Regions from separate parts of the Homo sapiens genome. Here region 1 is linked to region 2. The links are chromatin loops, found by intact Hi-C in ENCODE. Cell type or tissue: MCF 10A. All regions are shown on one strand. Region 1 overlaps ADGRB3 (adhesion G protein-coupled receptor B3). Region 2 overlaps COL19A1 (collagen type XIX alpha 1 chain).

Region 1 (5,000 bases), 1.1 Mb after region 2:
AGAAAAAACTTTGTACATGTTCAATACAGACGTCATTTTTTTCTGAATATTTGATTTGTGGTTGGTTCAATCCACAGAGATGAAACCCATGAATACTGACGGCCAACTATATGTGTTTCTTTGGTTCAGGTATCTTTCTTGGGTTTAGGCTGGCGTAGCCAGTTTCTGAGTGGCATTTTTTACTTGGCTATTCCAAAGAAATCTCAGGTGAAGCTGCTCACACTTCAATTCCCAGTATTATTCTCCACAATGCTGCTTGTTTCCTCTCCTTGAAATTCCTAACTCTGCTAATGGTACTACAATCTTGTTCCCGTAACTAAAACCATTGGATCCATCTTCTAGTCATCCTTATCTTACTCTTAACCTTCCATGATTTTACCTCCACCACTCACCCAGGCATTCATTCTGTCCTGGTTAAATTAGGGGAACAACCTCATTGGTTATTTCATGCACTTACCTCACATGTGTTGGGCCTGTGTCCTAGGACCTGTGCTAGCACTAACATGTGCTAGGCTACATTTTTACCTAATATGTGCTAGAGCTAGGCCCTGTTAATGTAACATGGTGCTAGGCCCTGCTTTAGAAGAACCAATGGTGCATAAGAAATGCAGTCTGGGACAGGCACAGTGGCTCATGCCTGTAATCCCAGCACTTTGGGAGGCCAAGGCGGGCAGATCATGAGGTCAGGAGTTCAAGACCAGCCTGATGAAACCCCATCTCTACTAAAAATACAACAATTAGCTGGGTGTGGTGGCGTGCACCTGTAGTCCCTGCTACAGGTGCTGAAGCAGAAGGAGGAAGATCCCAGCTACAGGTGCTGAAGCAGAAGAATTGCTTGAACCCGGGAGGCAGGGTTTGCAGTGAGCCAAGATCGTGTCACTGCACTCCAGCCTGGGTGACAGATCAAGATTCCATTTAAAAAAAAAAAAAGAAAGAAGAAAAGAAAAGTAGTCTGCCTAGACATTCTTTTAGTCAAAGGGAGGAGGCAAGGTGAAACAAAAAATTACTTGAGTACAATTATGATGAGCACTTCAAATAGTAAGTACAGGGTGCTATTTTAACCTAAAAACTGAAGAATCAAGGAAGGCTTCCTGGAGAAAGTGACATATAATTAAAACTGGCAGTGTGCGGTACAATAAATGCTCCAGGCAGAGGAAACAATTTGTGCAAAGGCCTTGAAGCAAGGAAGAGCTTGGGGCATCGAGTTCAGCAGGGCTGGAAGGAGAAGAGTAAGACCAAGTATAGAGTAATGGTCTGGTGAGAGAGGCCATGATTAGAGCCTATAGGGCCACATGGGCAGCCATTGAAGGGTTCTAAAAAAGTGAAATGATTCAATTTTAAATTTTAAGATAGTTTGCCTTCTGTGGGTAGAATAGATGGCCAATGCCGTGGAGGAGACCAGTGCAGTGCTTCAACCCTGAAACATTGATGGCTTTAGGTAGGATGATTAGACTAAAGATGAGAAAAATTGGTGGATACAAGGTAAATTGAAGAGGTAGACAAAACTATGTGAGAATTTAGGAAGACAAAGGGGTCAAGGATGATGCTTGCTTTCTGAGTTGAGGAGCTGGGTAGTAAGTGGTACTGTTCTCCTCCATCTGCCCCCTTAATCCAATTTTCATGCCACATCAAAAGAGTAATCTCTAAGATAAAGTTTAATCCCACAATTTTCTGCTTAAAACCCTCCCATGCTTCTCCAGTACTGACAGGATAACACAGAAAGAACTAAGATAGCTGTGCTTAGTGTGATCCAAAGGCCCTGCTCATAAGGGCTGTAGCCTACCATTCCCATCACGGCTCATATTTACTCTCCTATGCAGCAGCCACACAGTTAATTTTCCTGAATATTTTTGATCTGTGGTTGGTTCAATCCACAGATGTGAAACCCATGGATATTCTTATTTTGAGGGGTAAAATTCCTATTTATCCTTAAAATGCTGCTTAAATGATGTATTCTCCAATAACTCTTTCCTAATATCTCAGTTATTGAATATATGAATATTATAGCCCTTCTCACAACAGATTGAAAATACTTGGTTATATCTGTGAACCTCCCCAATTCCCCAGTGTTGCTTTTTAGACTAGCCAGGTTTTACTTTATCTTTTTAATCTGTTGTAATGAACTACAGTGGTATCTAGTATACAGTATGTGTTCAAAACACTTTCATTAAAGAAATCACTTTTACTGGGGAAATAACATACCAGCACTGTCCAATAAAATTTTTTCAATGATAGAAATGTTTTATATTTTCACTGTTCAGTATGGTAGGTGCTAGGAAAATGTGGCTAGTGCAATTGAGAAGTGAATTTTGGATTTTATTTGATTTTAGTTAATGTACATTTAAATTGAAATAACAACTATGTTGGACAGTAGTGTAATAAATGATATTCATGTTTCTATAAATGCCAACCAAAAACTATTATAGAATACTAAAAGAAGGAGAATTAGGACAAATGTTAAAGTTCAAAAAATACATCATGAATAGGTTATTACATAATTGAATTCTAGATACAACGACTCGTCCGTTTTTAATAATGACATGGCAATAGTTAATCTAATCTGACTGTCATATTTGATTATTCTTTTTGCTCCATCCATACATCCCACTTCTGTTTATTATCTCCCTCATTATCTCTTCATTTATAATCTTTCACTTTTGCTTCACTTGTACTATCTTTTTGGTTTTCAATGCTTTGAAATTCAAATTTCCTTTAGTTCCATTGGTGAACTTTGAAACACATTTAATAAAACCTGTTGCTATAGTTGAATACTAGATTTCCTGATTCAGTCGTGACATAAGAAAACGAAGATTCAATTTGTATCATGAACTTCTTCATTTCCCTGTCGGGGTATCAGAAAGTTTTTCACACTTAGTATTATTCTGGCAAAAGGTACTTCGTTGCTCCCTGCCCCTCCCCCACGGTCAAATGTGTAGTTAGAAAATGTGGTCATTGCAAACCTTAGCCACTAGATGGCACTAGTGAGCCAGTAGGGTGAAATGTTTACTGGGCCGGCTGCGGAATCTGATGGGTTCAAAATCAAGGTGGGGAGTAAGAGTAAATATGTGAAATAAGTCAATGCTTCATTTTTTTTTTAAGGCAAATAGTTGGGGAAAAATAAAACGTCCTCTCTTCATGCAAGTACAATGTTTAATGATTAAACTAGCATCAGTTACAGCTTACCTCTCCTCTTCCTTGCTCCACTGTCACAGCTTCCCACCAGCTGCACAGGCCTTCTCCACCCTTCTTCAGTACTACAGGCCGACTGCAACCTCAGAGCTTGTGTGCAGGTTCTTTCTGCTTTGACTATCCCCCGCTTCCTCCCCCTCAAACATGTCTGCATGACTCATGTCTTTCCCGCCTTCAATCTTTTCTCAAACCTCACATTCTCAGACCCCACTGACTGCCCCTCAAACACTCCCACCCCTTCCTCTCCTTTATCTTTCTCCAAAGCACTTTCCTGTCACCTTGTAACATCTATACATGTTTTTAGCTGATTTATTTTTCTCTTTTGGCTAGATCTGTTTTTGAATTACCCTATTTCTTAAGATCGCAGAGAATGAAGATGATTTTGCAAAAATACTGTAGACGTTGTGTGTGGGGCGGGGGTGGAGGTGGGGGGTGGATCCTCTAGCAGTAGATAGCCGTGTCCAGTTAGGAGCAGAAAGATAGGGAGGTTAGCTACTACAGTTACCTTAAAAATTAGTCAAAAGATGTTTCCAGGGTATCATGTAATGACTAAGTTTGGCCTTGGAGGGCTATATCTGACTTACTAAGATCCTATAGGACCATTTTTTAGAATCCCCCAATGTGCCCTACACACATCCTCACTCTGGTTCAGGAAGAAGCTGATTAAATAGTTGTTTTCCTTTGACCAACCACATCTTTCTATTACTGAATTTTATCTTCTTAATGACTATCAGTTTGGTCTGCCTACAAACAGCCAAACAAAATGAAAAGCAAAAGTCAATAATTTTTTAAACCTAGAGATGTCAACAACTTTTTGTTTTGTTCCACAGTAAATTTATGAAGCCTTGGATTCATTGTGCTTCTTGGAGACAGAAATCCACTACACAAATTATTATTATTTTTAAAAAGGAAGATGGCAGGGGAAATCATAGATTCACAGGTGCAAACTGGTCCAGGGTTTTCAGCTTTTTAGTAGTAATGTCAAACGGTACAGCTGCTTTAACTATTTTATCAAAGGTGACTTGGCATTCTTTGAAGAGTCTATCTCAGAAAATAGGTCGATTTATGCTTATACCAAAAGCAAAATAGCTTTAGACATTAAAATAACAATTGATTTTCTGCCATCTCATCTTTATGAATTCCCCAGTAGTGGGATCTTTCTAGGTACTTCTCAGTGCCACTTATAGAATTCATTCATTCAACAAATATTTACTGGGCACCCAGCATATCCCAGTCACCTTGTTAAATACTACACATAGAAAAGGCTAAGTAAGAATAGTCGATGTCTCTTGACTCCTAAAATGGTCATAAAGATGATAATTTGAGGAATTACAGTACACAGGATGCCCACTCTAAGCTGAGAAGCCCTGGCTGCTCTGGGAGTACCTTAGGGAAGAGTGTGTCAGTGGAAGATTTCCAGAGGGATGTCCAGGTTGAGGTGTAAAGGAGAAGCAGGACTTCCACCAATGAAGAAGGGGAGAGTGTGTCCTGGGAACCACATGTGGGAAAATCCAGGGAGCAAAGAGAACTGGGAATAACCAAGAAGGTGACCGTTTCAGAAAGGGTAAAGTGTAAAGTTGGGGATAAGTAGAGGTGGGTGATTCAGCAGGAGGAGGGGTAATATATGATGAGGTAAGCAAGGATCTTGACTTTATATTAGGGGCAAGGGAAATTTATGACAATGTTTTAAATGCTTGCTATGCCTGCAGTTTGGAGAAAGGGTTGAAAGAAAGAGAGCTGAAGACAGGGAGGCCTACCACAATCTAAATGATGTAATTAGGGAAGGGATGAAGAATCATAGGATGTAGATT
Region 2 (5,000 bases):
AATTAAGGTTCTAATAAATCTGACTGGCCTTTGACTTCTCAAATCTTAATGTTTACCCAACACAAAGAAATGATGTTGAATCCAGGCACCATCACAACTAATTACAAGTTTGGTGACCACAGATCAAGGATTTCAAATAGTCTGTCTCATCGTTGCTGTAAATAACACATGTCAGTCCAGATGTCTTAATAGTTGGTTTCAAGAACATAATACAAGATGAAACAAGCAGTCAGTGGCTGTACAAATATAATATTTTTTCCACCATAATGTTACCACTATTAGTAAAAAACACAGGAAGTCAGAAAGTGACTAATAATGTCCTACTGCTGCTGTCCGTAGGGAGAGAAAAAGAGAAATAATTAGAAAATAAAACCTGAGAGCCAGTTTTCAAAATCTCAACCTGATATCCCCAGCTGCCTCACATGCATGTCTATGTATTCTGTGGTCACACAAGGTGACACTGGAATTTTAGCAATGTTGGGAACAGCTGTTTTGTCTGGGACCATTACCCCCATGAGGGACAAGTGGCAATAAACATGATTAACTAGCCATGTCTCCATTTTATAGGTCTTATGTGTCTATATTTTTAAATCTGAGAAAGTGTCATCTTACTTTTTTTTAAGAAATGAAATTCCTATTCCCATTGACTCAAATAAATTGTTAGGTTCATTTTCTCTGAAGATATTACATTGCACAGACTTTAGTCATTTAACAGAAGAGATTGTGGTTCTCTTGCTGAAAGGAAAACTGAGCAACATGACTAAGCCCTGATCAGTTCAAGCTTCTAGAAGGGATGTTAAGAATTTGAATTGGATTCCCATTGATACATGATGAGCTTCAAAATGCATGTAGTCACATTCAAGGTATTCTGAGGGTATTTTAACAAGTGATCAAATGTTTCACTGAGACAGTTTTTGTCATCTGCTTTATTCAGCAGTCCAAAAATGTGTTTTGGGACACTAAATTGTTTTAGAGGTGGGTCCTGCTATATGCTGAAAATAATAACTTTCCTTTCAGTTTTCAGTGCATAGTAAATAAAGTTGGAGACGGAAGATACTCAAGTTGAGAACAGCGATGGATAAGGGGGCACAAGTGCCGGAAGGCACTTAGTTCTATGGCGTTTTGAGGGTATGTATTTTCATTGCCCCAACTGTTCAACTGACTCAACCTATAGCCTATCAGAAAGGAAACATCAGATTTAGCTGTGGGGAAAAAGAAAAGACTTAGATGTGATGAAATTCTCCATCTCTAATGACCAAAGTGATATCCAGTGGATTCAGACAAGACTGAAATTAAATGGGCTACAATCAAACCTTTGTCAATTTTGTTTTCTTTCAGCAAACAAGCCTATTCCCCGTCCACTCAAAGACTAAAGATAATGGGCTAAAAACAATATTACCTTCAGAATAATTTATTTGAATCAGTAGGAACAGTAATTTCATCACATAAAAAAATCAAACCGCTGCAGATACACACACACACACACACACACACACACACACACACACACACTTACAAAACGGAGATGTAACTGGTTATTTCATGGCTACGTGTATCTCTCCACTTGCCCCCCAACCCTTCTTTTCCATTCTTATAAGGCCCTATATGATGAAGCCATTCAGCTCCCAAATCTTTTCTGGCACTATTCTTTTCTTAGCTCCTTTATGTTTATTGAATACATCAAGCTTTTCCCCACCTGAAGCTCTTTGCAAGTCCTGATATTTCTGTTTGGAAAGTTCTTGCTCTGGCCCTTACATGGCCAGCTCCTTCTCAAGGAATGTCTTCTGCTCAGAGACACCTCCCTGGACCACCTCAATTAGATGGTAATGAGAAGAACATCTCCTCCTTCCAAATCATTATCACATTACCCAGTTTATTCCCCCCATAGCACCTCACTCTAAACCGAAATTGTTTTGTCTATTTATTTAACTGCTTATTAACCATTGGTGTACTGCCTCACCACAGACAGTAAGTTATAAAGAAAGGTAGAGACCTTATCTGTAGTTTGTTGTTGCTTTGTGTTTTTAACCACTGTATATTCAATGTTTGTAATAGTGATTAACACATAGTAGATAGGCCATAAGTATTTGTTTAGTAAATAAATTAAATTTTACACCCTAAATTTACTCTTTTAATTGTGCAAACTGATGTATAATTGTAACTTTCAGGACTGTGCAATGATTCATGCTTTAAAGGTAGAAGAAGTTCTACACTGAAGTTAAAATTAAAATAGAAACATGAATGTACATGTTTCAAATCAGACTTGTTTTAGAAAAGAAGCATATGTTTTGTTGGAGTAAGCTCCCAAAAATTAATGCTGCAGAGTTTTATTGGTATTGTACAATAGAAGGGCATTTTAGAGATCCATGAAGTAGGTATGGATTTTTACCTCAAAAGAGCATCAAGTTGACATTGAAAATGACTGCTGATGAAATAGCACTTATATTTAAATTTCAAGGTAAGCATAAATGTAACAAAATCCTGAAAATAATTTTTTAAAAATCATATGGATTTATAAGCTTCAAACATCGAAAAATTTCCATTCCTCTGACATCCTTCAAAGAGCTATTGTCATTCTTTGACTAGAGCTTTTCCTATGGAAACAGTAGATGGAGCTGTTGCCCCATGTTACAAAATTTTTTGAATTTCTGTTTTCAACTGAAATTGCTATGCACACAAATGTGACAAATGGAGCCCACTGCTCAATTCTCATACTGCAATAATGAAACAATGCATAAAAACAATACCAGAAGAAAAAAAGAAAGAAAATAAAAAGTCTTGCCTGTAGCAGAAGAAATAATAACACAATTTTAAATTAGTGTGGTTTTTAATAAACGCTTTTTCCAGTAATGATGAATGAGAAGTAAAGTTAATGTCAAATGGATGGGCTAATACCTACTTCCTTTAATGGCTCATTAGTTAAATTCTCCTACTTTCTCTCCTGCTCCGCCTCATTTCCAGCTGCTTTCCTCTCTTTTCTAAAGGAACTGAAAACCAGAATACTTTGAAATAAACAAAGGCATTCCAAGTCTTGAGACTTTCCAAGTCTCATTATCATAACATAAGTCTATTACTTTCCACTGCTTATGCTACTCAGATAACTGGAAGGTTTTTAAAAAAGACAAGCTTTTATTGGAGTGTGAGGAAGGACAGTTGAGACTTAGAGAACATCACAACTAATAAAATGCAACAGCTCAGATGGTAAAGGAACAAGCCCCACAAGCAAGGAAGAGGCTGTAAATCTCGGGAGAAAAAACATCACTGACTCTTTAGACCTGGTTGTTATTGTTACCTAATTGGGAATAACTTTTGGATCTCTTCATGACGTATCTAGAATAAGTGTGACATATGCAAAGTGATCTTTTATTTCAGCAATTCATTGATAGACATTCAAATTTCTGTTAACTAGATTTTTGGAGAACTGTAAAGAGAGAAAAGAAGTGTTGGTTTAATTACTGATTGAAGACAATCTCTTCTCTCTACAGTGTGAATGGGTGTTCAGAATAATAACAGTGGAACTAAGATACATTTAGATAGAGCTTTACATTTAGAAGAAAGTTCTTTCATATCAATGACATTGGGCTCTTGTAGCCACTGTGGGAAAAAGTAGGTGGGGTAGGTGCTATTATTTCAAATTTACAGAAAAGAAAATGGAGACAAGGAAACATTAAGAAAATTGTTCCAGGACAAGCTAGTGAGGAGAAGGACTAAGTTCCTCACCGCCATCCTATGCTATCCTATACCATCTCGCTGTCTGGAGTCAGGATAGTGCCATTGATTGCAACGGAAAACTCAAACATTGTTCTAGGTATGATGTTTGAGGAAGAATAATCTTAGTTGAACTGTAAACTAGAAGCTTGTCTTTCACACCTGAAGTCTGGCAGAATAAAGGTTTAGGGATCAGTTCCTGTGTTTCAGTTCTGTCTTCACTGCTTGTGTCATCTTGGGTAAGTTACTTGACATTTCCAAGTATCATTTACCCCATTATAAAATGAAGATAATTTCTACTTTTCAAGATAGTTGTAAGGATTCCCTAAGACACTGGAAATACAGTACTTAATGCAGAGCTCGTGATGGTAATACATTCTCCTGGTCTGCTTCATCCCTCTTTCCTCTGAACCTGTTTCCTCAGGAGTTAGTGCTATTTCCTTCCCGAGGGAGATGCTTAGCCCTCTCATACTGAAAAACTGTTCTCAGTCGTAATCTTTATGTATTGAAATAAATCCAAGAGATCTCTATGTAATAGTTTCCCTCCAATGAAGAATATTCGCTTAGGACAAGATAGCAGAAGTTACATGGGACACTTTGGGAGCTTTTTCCTTTGTATAGGTAAGATCAGCTCTGGTTTTTAACAAGGAATTGGACAAATACTTTACAAAAATACATTGTAGCTAGCTCTGTTAACCAGGTTAGTCACTGTTCAATGACAAGCACTCTGATTAAGAATAGTTTCATTATATGCATATTGCATGTGTATAAATTTCAAATAAGTCCTAAAGACACAAAAAGTTGCTATTGAATAATAGTTAAGCTAAATTGGAGTGATATACATGACTTTCCATGAAACACTGATTCACAAAGATAATTTAATAATGTTAGTTTAATAAAACTAGTGTTAGTAAATTTTCCATTATTAGAAATCTTTTTTCCCTAGGAGATATAATGTCTCAGGGGACAAAACGTTGTCCTCTTACACACACACACACACACACACACACACACACGCACACACTTAGCTATTTGTCAGAAATTATTTTGGTAAACAAGTTGTCCTTTTGGTACAAACATTTTGTAAGAAACTGAGAATATACTAATTTGGCTTCAGAACAAATAATCAAGTAGAAGGACTGGTTAAAACACTTTATTTGAATTGCTTCAGGCCATTGGGGACTTAGAGTCCCTTCAATTCAAGATTTTTAAAGTCTTCACTGACACTCCCCCGAATAACAACACTATGTTTGATTTCAGAAACATCTTAAACCCCCAAAGGGAAGAACATT

Evidence for each region. A loop is a pair of places that touch in the nucleus more often than their neighbours do. Peaks named below come from ENCODE experiments on the same cell type or tissue, not always from the same donor. Only the 100,000 strongest peaks of a DNase experiment are listed, where the experiment ranks them.
Region 1: a loop joins it to region 2, with 2.7 times the contacts of the local background. A loop is called at or near these places in 10 of 110 quality-filtered maps.

Annotation. Positions count from the first base shown.
Region 1 is chr6:68,966,221-68,971,220 of GRCh38, reverse strand. The region is part of intron 8 of ADGRB3 (adhesion G protein-coupled receptor B3); the gene reads right to left. Among named protein-coding and RNA genes, the nearest start is that of ADGRB3, 330 kb to the right of the region's middle. RefSeq lists an enhancer at 2,850-3,144. In MCF 10A, a CTCF peak has its summit at 2,966 (motif pointing right); a DNase peak (open chromatin) is centred at 2,950.
Region 2 is chr6:70,106,054-70,111,053 of GRCh38, reverse strand. All of the region lies in intron 16 of COL19A1 (collagen type XIX alpha 1 chain), which reads right to left. Among named protein-coding and RNA genes, the nearest start is that of COL9A1, 190 kb to the left of the region's middle. In MCF 10A, a CTCF peak has its summit at 2,602 (motif pointing right); no DNase peak of the experiment used is centred here.